Regions from separate parts of the Homo sapiens genome. Here region 1 is linked to region 2. A link is a contact called in ENCODE Hi-C or POLR2A ChIA-PET data. All regions are on one chromosome and are shown on one strand. The core of a region is the stretch at or near the end of the contact, and the rest is flanking DNA. Distances in the headings are between cores, read along the strand shown. Region 1 has its middle 16 kb from the start of NME8. Region 2 has its middle 82 kb from the start of GPR141.

Region 1 (4,283 bases), core at 1,187-3,686, 66 kb before region 2:
AAAATATATTACAAAGCTACTGCAATTAAAACTGTATTGTATTGGCTTAAAGATAAACACATAAATCAATGGAATAGAATGGAGAGTGCAGAAATAAACACACACACATATGATTAATTGATCTTTGACAAAGATGCTAAGAATACACAGTAGTTTCTTCAACAAATGTTAGGAAAACTGGATATTCACATGTGTATATTACACCACACACAACATTCAACTCAAAATAGATTAATGACTTACATGTAAGACCTGGCCAGGGTTGGAGGCTCACACCTGTAATCCCAGCACTTTAGGAGGGCAAGGTGGAAGGATCACTTGAGTTCAAGAGTTCGAAATCAGCCCAGGAAACACAGAGAAACCCTGTCTCCACAAAAAATAGCCTGGTGTGGTAGTGCACACTTGTAGTTACCTGCAGTTACTTGGGAGGCTGAGATGGGAGGATCACTTGAGCCCAGGAGGTTGGGGCTGCAGTGAGCTTTGATTGTGCCACTGCACTGCAGCTGAGTGACAGAACAATATCTTGTCTTTAAATAAATAAATAAATGTAATACCCCAACTATAAAACTTCTAGAAGAAATCATAGGGAGAAAGCTTCATGATAATGATCTTGGCAGTGATTTCTTGAATACAACACCAAAAGCACAGTCAACAAAAGTAAAAAATAGACAAGTGGGACTACATAAAATTAAAAAGTTTCTGTACAACCAAGGAAATAATCAATAGAGTGAAAAAACGTATAAAATCAGATAAAATATTTGTCAACCATATTTATGACAAGCCGAAACATATAAGGAATTCCCACAACTCAGTAGCAGAAAAACACTAAAATGCTAAAATAGCTGAGAATTTCATCTTAATCCTGTTATTTAATTTCATCAGTGAAATCGAAATCAACTCTTCATTTGAATATATTCTGTCTGAAGTCCTCATATGAATTTTCATTGCAAATGTTTATAAAAACTACCCCTGACATTATTTATTACATTTGAATTTTATTTAATATAATTAATAACGTGTAAGTGTAACTTCTCAAGACGTCCATAAGGTGGCAGTGTGCACTTCCGTAGTGGCGGTTGAGCAGCAGCGCAACAGAAAATCAGATAAACATCTACGCGACCACGTTCTGCTGCCAAGGCTCTGAAGCCCCCCTGCCCTAGACCATTTGGAGCATCAAACATGTAAAGAGTTCTGAGCTCATACCCGGGGGCTCGGCGTTGTCTTTTCTGTTGCTCATCATCTTACGCCCCAGTTCTAAAATGACACCCCCATTTGGAAATGCATGAACCTCTGTAATTCACACGTACCCAGGTGGTCCTGCAGCCTAGTTTCCAGTTTTAGGTCTCAGTTCCGAGTGGAAAGCATTTCCTAGCAGCCTGACAATACAGCCAGAAAGCATGTTATGGGGTAAGGTGATAAATATTTGCCATATGAGCCGTCCCCCACCCTCCCACTTTTGTAGCAGACGTTACTAATCAATCATGATAGTTCGTGCTACTCAGCCTCCCCCTTTCTCAGCAGAACCCCAAAAGCTCCGACACAGGAGAGTCCCTGTCTTTAGAAGTGGGAGCCGATGCCCAGAAATCCCTAGGATTCCAACACAAGTATGGAGGTGTCGTCACACATCAACCATGAACAGCAAGAATAACCCCTCAAGACTAGACCCCGCACAAAGCAGGGACTACCCCACTCCTTCTCTCATTAATCCTACCACACTCTCTACCATGGCCCCTGAGGACCTAAACTGTATTTTGCATTTTCAACCAAATTGATATTATTTTTATTAGCATAATCAATTTTTCTTCTCTCCTGAATTACTTTCCATTAGCATTTTAATCTCTGATGGCACAGTATTTTTTTAATTCTCTTGTATATCAAAATTTTAACTTTCCCCAGAAGCAAATGTAGGATTTGATATAAGTCTGGATCCCAAAACGGAACTCCCAGAAGACCTCGATTACAACCAAAGACCTGGATTATAGTTCCATCTTGAAAGTTATTTCTAGAAGATGGATCTGCCATCCAGAACGGGGAAATGAGGCTGGGCAGAATAGCCCTAAAAAGGAGTAGGGAGATGAGAGAAAGGAAGAAAAATTGCTGGTTCATGGCCATCGACATTATGCTTTCTTCAAGTGAAGATCTATGATTTGATTAAGTTCCTGATTCTAGAATGGCATCTAGGCCTAGGACAAACATCCCCAACTGGGGAAACTGGTCTGGGAAAAATATCCTCAACCTTGTCTTGGGGCAGAGGTGCAGGTGATGATGATGGCAGTGTCAGCAAGTACATCCAGGGACCAGATGGTGCCAGGGTCACTGCAGTGGCAGCATCAGAGCTACCAGGAGAAGCCGTGGGGTGGCACCCCACGCCCACAGTGGGTGGAAGAGGAGAAGCGTGACTCCCCAGGAAGCCTCAGCTGTGATAAGGGCTGAGAAGGCAGCTGCCAAGTCCACCAGGCATTCTGCCAAGGAAGGGAGGCACCCGCATCTGGGAACTTAAAGAGCTGTCCTGGTGATAGAATCTGTCTGGGGAGGCTCAGCAAGATTCTGCTATTTTTTTTCCCATGTAACCCAAGAAATACTCCATTTGTTGTGAATTTAATATTACATAGAAGAATGTTTATACTATGTTCCTATGAATATTAAATATACTGTTCTTCACAATGAATGATGGTGACAACTCTACGTGAAAAAATGATAAAAACAGTGTCCCATACACATAAATAATTTCTAAATTCTGTTATATTTAATATATAAATCTTTAATATGATATACTACTGAGCTTTTTTTTTTAACCATCATATGTTGCAATTTTTGCTTACTCTGGTATATTTTCAAAATACTCTTAATTCTTGCAGCCCTTCTCAACTGGGTTTCTGTAAAAAAATTACTTGCGGGCATTCGTTTAACTTCACTAGAAAACTTTGTAATACTGATATTTTAAATGGATCAAAACCCATAAATCCAATTCCTATTCTTTTCAGTTCATATGCTTTAAGGACGGACATACTCAGACCAGGATACATAAAAATCTTGGAAATAATGAGCCTTATTATTGCAGTGATTCTATTTTTTTTTTTCTGATTTTCATCTTAGCTTAATCTTTTTATCCCCTTTGTGAACAAAAGCTCTCTGAAAAAGAATCTGGAGGAAAGAGATTTTATTCCAGAGAACTGTTTGCAAATCAGGCAGACATGCAGGCCGCTGTGTAAAATGAAGGTCCATTCCAGAGAATGAAGGGATGGCATGCCTGGGGTTTTATAGGAAAAGTCCCCACCCAGGTTCCCAACCAGGTCTATTTATGCAAACAAAGGGTTGAGTCTTGTTTGGTTTTGACTGGCTGACAGAGCTGAGTTCTGATTGGCCCAAACAGCTGAGCCTTAATTGGCTAGGGGAGGTGATCTCTGGTTGCTTCCCAAGCCCCAAACCAGCAGTCCCTGTCAGATGTTTCTTTCAAATGGCCAATGGGGCCTGGGGCTTGCGGCACTGGGAGGTGTGGGCAGGTGCTGTGCTTTTTGCAGCAGTTTATCTTGTAGCCCAACAACAGAACAGGAGCTGGTTCAGCTTGATTGTAGAATGGGAGGTCCTTTGATACTTTTACAACATCTTTCTGAGAGCGCAGAACATGTGACCATTCTGTCACCCAGCTATGGACACCTAGTTCTGTTTTAACTTTGAGCTCCTCAGTTAGCCACAGGGAGTCCATTTTGTCTGGGGGCATACTTTATCACCTTTCTTTTCCAAATCTTATATTATCTGATTGAACTGCACACTTTAGCACTTAATTATATCGGTATACAACGCTAGTTTATTTAGAATTGTTTTTTCGCTAGTTGTTTCAACTGCACGTGCCTTGCCTTCCTTAAGTGAGTGTGAACTCCTGTAGGCAGGAATTGCTGAACACACATTTGTTTTGTTGTCTATAATTTCTAAAAATTCACATTTCATTAAAATAGCCAAAGTTACCCCTACTAAACAACACTTAGAGGCAATTAGATTAGATTGCTTGTTGGGCTCAGTGAATCACTTCTTGTTAGTCATGGAACCATAGTTCTTTAAGCATTGGGTACTCACATCTCTGGTAGATGTGAATTAAGAAATTAATCCAGGATGCATTTTGGAATGTGTAATTATCATTCCTGAAGCCACACACAGTCACTGCTCTTAGAACTGGAAAGGACTTCTCTTCTTATAGATGCAGCATTTGAGACTCAGAGCTGATAAGAAAATAGCCTGATTAACAGACTTCAATGTTGAAGACATTTGAAATTCAAAGCGGAGCA
Region 2 (4,781 bases), core at 1,075-3,574:
CAGACTTCTTGCTTGGTTCCATTTATGTTTCATAATTTTATTATCTGGTTTGCACTTTTAAAGCTGTGGCAAGAGAATAAATACTAGCAGTAAGAGTATCTTAGTTGGCTTCTGTATTCCTGCATTCCCTTTTCTTTGGCAAGGTACATTTTAAAAAATCTCAATATCAAACAACTTATGTTTGAATATTCAAAACAAGCTTTTTTAGGAACAATAAAAAATGTTATTGCAGAACAATCAGCCATTGTATCTAGAATTTAGGTAAAAGTCCTGATGGCTGGATGATAAATGAAAAAATCCAGAAGACTAGTTGCTGAGAGAAAGCATAGGATCATAAAATTGTCAGTGTTCAAATGAAACATCAATAATCTAACACAGCCACTAATCTTACTGTAAGGCATCAGAGCTAGAGAGGTTTCAAGCCTTGCCACATCTCACATGAAGGAGGATGCGGAGACAACCCTTGTCTTGCTTGGGCTTATATCTTGGACCTGCACTGCTTAAGGCAGCAGCCCCAAGTCAAATGGGGCTGAACCCTTGAAATGTGGTCGTCCTAGTTGAGATGTGCTTGAAGGTAAACTACACACTGAATTTTGAAGTCTCACTATTAAAGAAAAGAAATGTAAGATATATTGTTAATATCCTTATATGGATTACAAGTTGAAGCGATTATATTTTTAACATATTATGTTAAACAAAATGATATACGAATTTCACCTATTTCTTTTTACTTTTTAAAAAATGTAGTTACTAGGGAATTTAAATTTTCTCACATGGCTGGCATTATATTTCTATTGTATTTAAACTTAGATGGTTAGCTCTTTTGGTCCTGAATACTAACCCTATTGAATGAGAAGGGCATAGTCTGGCCTCATGGAAGGTTTGTCTCACTATGATTTAAGGAGTTTTGGGGGGGAGGGGGCATAAATTGTGATTTTTTTAATTGGAAAAATTAAAAAATCAGCTCACAATGGGAGTGGATTTGAGGCAAATTGTGCAAGCAGATTTTCTTTAAGTGGCTAAGCAAAGTTTAAAAAGCAAGTAACAATGGAAAAAAAAATGTTTCTGGTACAGGACCAGCAGTACAAAAATAGTGTACGAGTACCTAGATAACATACCCATTTTGCAAAGTGCAACTTTTAAGTACACTATTTTAATGACTTTATTTGTTGCTTAATCCTTTGGATCATTATAAAATAGTTTTATGAATCAATCAATAGCCAGGAAATTTGAGGTATATTTCCTACCTCTATTGTTTATCGTACGTGTGTTGGTCTCTAGTCCCACTTAAACTCTACAGCCCATGCCTGGCAATTAGGGACTAACACTATGGATAGAGGTATATGGTTTTACCAGAATTCCTGACTGGAAAAAACAATCAGCTTTAACTGGTTAGAAGTCATCAGTGCTGGTTTATCTATTAAATAAATCACTTCCGTAAGTCTGACAGTGCCTTAGAAAGAAGCACTTTTCCCTGGAGACTTCACCTATGCGGAGCACAGAACAATGAACTCCAGAGCCAGCCATTGCTGGGAGATGGAACAACAGTAAGGAAAGCTGAGAGAAGCATGGTGTCAGTCCAGGGCTATTCCCTGCAAGCAGCAGAAACTTTGCCTTGGCTGACATTAAACAGAAAAGGAGGTTTTGCAAGGTTATTAGTTGGTTCACAGAATAATTGGGAAGATGCAGAACTAGTTTCTGAAAATAGGCATGAACGGAGGGCAGCCAGAACCACAGCCCAAATCAAGACTCAGAACTTGATCTTAGGGTGGTCAACGCCGCACTGCAGATGCTGCAGATTCCCCTGCAGTCACTGTTGACCCTGCACACTGAGGCTGAAACTGCCACCCCCAGACTCCAGCAGCAGGTGACCCACTTGCGCTGGTATGCTCAAAACTCTTTGCTGGTTTTAAACTGATAGTCTGGGCTCCTGAGAACCCCCTCTGTCTTCAGCAAAGCAGGACAGTTGGTCACACTAGTCGGAATAAATTCTCCACCATCCACGGCTCCCATGTTCAAGTGCTGGGCATGTATGTCTGATTAGGCCCTGCTGGGTCACCTAAGTTCTGGCTGCCAGAGAGATGAAGAGAGAGGGTCTGGCCATCTATCTTCCCTAGTGGGTGGCTGCCCCAGCTTTCCATCAGAGGCTTATAACTAAAACATAAGCAGACTACTTCTCAGTAATTTGAGTTAAATAGAGGAAACGGAACACAAAGAAAAGCAGCCAGGAGCAACAGGAACTGGTGGCTCTCCTTCTGAGGCAGCGTCCTGTGGTCAAAGGAGGAGGTGCTTTGCTGGGACTCATTTTGTTCATTCGAAAGTTGGAGAAAGGACTCTAAAGGAGCTCATGTAAGGAAAGTACCTAGCCCACATCACATGCTCAAATATTTCTTTCCCCTTTCTTCTGTTTTTCACTTTCTTTTCTCACCCCTTCATTGGAATCTGATGTCACTGCTGTAGAAACTAAACTGATTTACATTCTCTACCAACTAGCCATTATTAAAAATTCAAGTAATAATGTGTAGAACTCATCACTTACTAGAACTTATCAATTACTGTGTTTTATTTATTTATACTTTTGAAGTTACTTATGTCTTAGTTGCAAGTTGCGAGTTCTACATAATGCTGTGTCACTGCACATTTCTTCCCAAATCTGTGTTTGGTGACATCACTCGGATAGCTTGAAATTGGCCTGGTGGGAATTGGCAAATACTACAAATCAGGGCTCAATTTATTTTTTATTGACTGTCTAGACTTATGGAAGTGGTAGAGAAAATGTTGATAAAGCAGATTAAACTTAGAAGTGTGTTGTGTGTCTGTAGTTATTACACTGACCAGCACTGAAATGAAAAATACAGTTTTCTAGTATTCAACCACTATTACACAATTCAACAGGGAACTTGCTCACACCATGGACAAAACAGTGAATTTCCGAGACGTGAGTCTTCATTGTTTGACTTTTGTCTTACATGAGATAAACAAATGTGTCAACTAACTTATTCATCAGTTGCAAACAAAGGTTGGCTATAGATAAGAGTTTGGTAAAAATTAATAAAAGCATTCTGTGGGAACTAACTGGCTGTATGGAATTTATAATAAATAATATTGTGTATATAATATATATGCATATACACATACATACACACACACGCACATACATACACACACACACAGAGGTTTTTTTTAGGGAGAAGGGAACCAGTTGTTCAAAAATTACCAGTACACCACAGTGAGCTGCCCTCTTTAAACGTGATCTATCTTTACAATCATATTATTATTGTTGTTTTTAATTTTTATTTTACTTTAAGTTTCTGGATACATGTGCAGAACATGCAGGTTTGTTACATGGGTATACATGTGCCATGGTGGTTTGCTGCAACTATCAACCCGTCATCTAGGCTTTAAGCCCCAAATGCATTAGCTATTTGTCCTGATGATCTCCCTCTCCTCCTCCCCCTACAGGTCCCCATATGTGATGTTCCCCTCCCTGTGTCCATGTGTTCTCATTGTTCAACTCCCACTTATGAGTGAGAACATGTAGTGTTTGGTTTTCTGTTCCTGTGCTGGTTTGCTGAACAAGATGGCTTCTGGCTTCATCTATGTCCCTGCAAAGCACATGATCTCATTTGTTTTTATGGCTGCATAGTATTCCATAGTGTATATGTACCACATTTTATTTAACCAATCTATCATTGATGGGCATTTGGGTTGGTTCCATGTCTTTGCTATTGTAAATAGTGCTGCAATAAACATACATGTGCATGTATCTTTATAGTAGAATGATTTATATTCCTTTGGTTATGTACCCAGTAATGGGATTGCTGAGTCAAACGGAATTTCTGGTTCTAGATCCCTGAAGAATTGCCACACTGTCTTCCACAATGGTTGAACTAATTCACATTCCCACCAACAGTGTAAAAGCATTTCTATTTCTCCACAGCCTTGCCAGCATCTATTGTTTCTTCTGTCAGTTCATCCATGTCATCCTCCGTCCAGTTCTGTGCCCTTGCTGGAGAGGTGTTGTGATCATTTGGAAGAGAAGAGGCACTCTGGCCTTTTGGGTTTTCTGTGTTTTTTTTTATTTTTTCTCTTCTTCATAAGTTTGTCTAGTTTTGATCTTTGAGGCTGTTGATCCTTGGATGAGGATTTGTGGGGACTTTTTTGTTGATGCTATTGTTGTTGCTTTCTGTTTGTTTGTTTGTTTGTTTTTTAATAGTCAGCTCCCTCTTCTCTAGGGCTGCTGTGGTTTGCTGGGAGTTCACTTCAGGCCCTATTCATCAGGTTCACTCCCGTGCCTGGAGATGTCACTCGAGGAGACTGGAGAACAGCAAAGATGGATGCCTGCTCCTTCCTCTGGGATCTCTGACCTCGAGGGGCACCAATGTGATGCCAGTAGAAATGCTCCCATATAAGGTGTCTGACAACCTCTGTTGGAGGATCTCACTCAGTTGGATGGCATGGGATGCAGGACCCATTTAACGAAGCACTTTGGCTGTCCCTTGGTAGAGGGGGTGTGCCTCGCTGTGGGGAAACCTACTCCTCTGGGCTGCTCCGATTCCTCAGAACTAGAAGAACAAAAGACCAAGTCTGCTGGTCCACGGAGACTATGGCCACCCCTTCATGGGCTCAGGCCCAGGGAGATTAGAGTTCTGTCCCTGAGCCCCTGGTTGGAGTTGTTGGAATTCCTGCAGGGAGGCCCCACCCAGTGAGGAGGAATGGGTCAAGGTCAGGCCTGAAGAGGCACTTTGGCCGTAGTCTGCCACAGCCGGTTTGTTAGGCTG

What was found. Hi-C counts contacts between places; a loop is a spot of excess contacts on that map. ChIA-PET counts read pairs that join two places held with the same protein, here RNA polymerase II (POLR2A). Pooled maps may share reads with other maps.
Region 1: a loop to region 2 is called in a map of GM12878, with 5 times the contacts of the local background. The contact joins two enhancer-like sites. A Hi-C loop is called at or near these places in 1 of 168 maps with a recorded cell type or tissue (GM12878), 14 of 37 single-sample maps with no recorded cell type and 4 of 50 pooled maps. POLR2A ChIA-PET finds 5 or more read pairs at or near these places in 1 of 52 experiments (activated T-cell).

Annotation. Positions count from the first base shown.
Region 1 is chr7:37,830,509-37,834,791 of GRCh38, reverse strand. No RefSeq gene overlaps it. Among named protein-coding and RNA genes, the nearest start is that of NME8, 16 kb to the left of the region's middle. RefSeq lists an enhancer at 2,204-2,303. Within about 2 kb of position 2,436, at least 2 of the 41 ENCODE cell types and tissues checked have a DNase peak (open chromatin) inside an H3K27ac peak, as active enhancers do.
Region 2 is chr7:37,763,619-37,768,399 of GRCh38, reverse strand. No RefSeq gene overlaps it. Among named protein-coding and RNA genes, the nearest start is that of GPR141, 82 kb to the right of the region's middle. RefSeq lists an enhancer at 2,041-2,510. Within about 2 kb of position 2,324, at least 4 of the 41 ENCODE cell types and tissues checked have a DNase peak (open chromatin) inside an H3K27ac peak, as active enhancers do.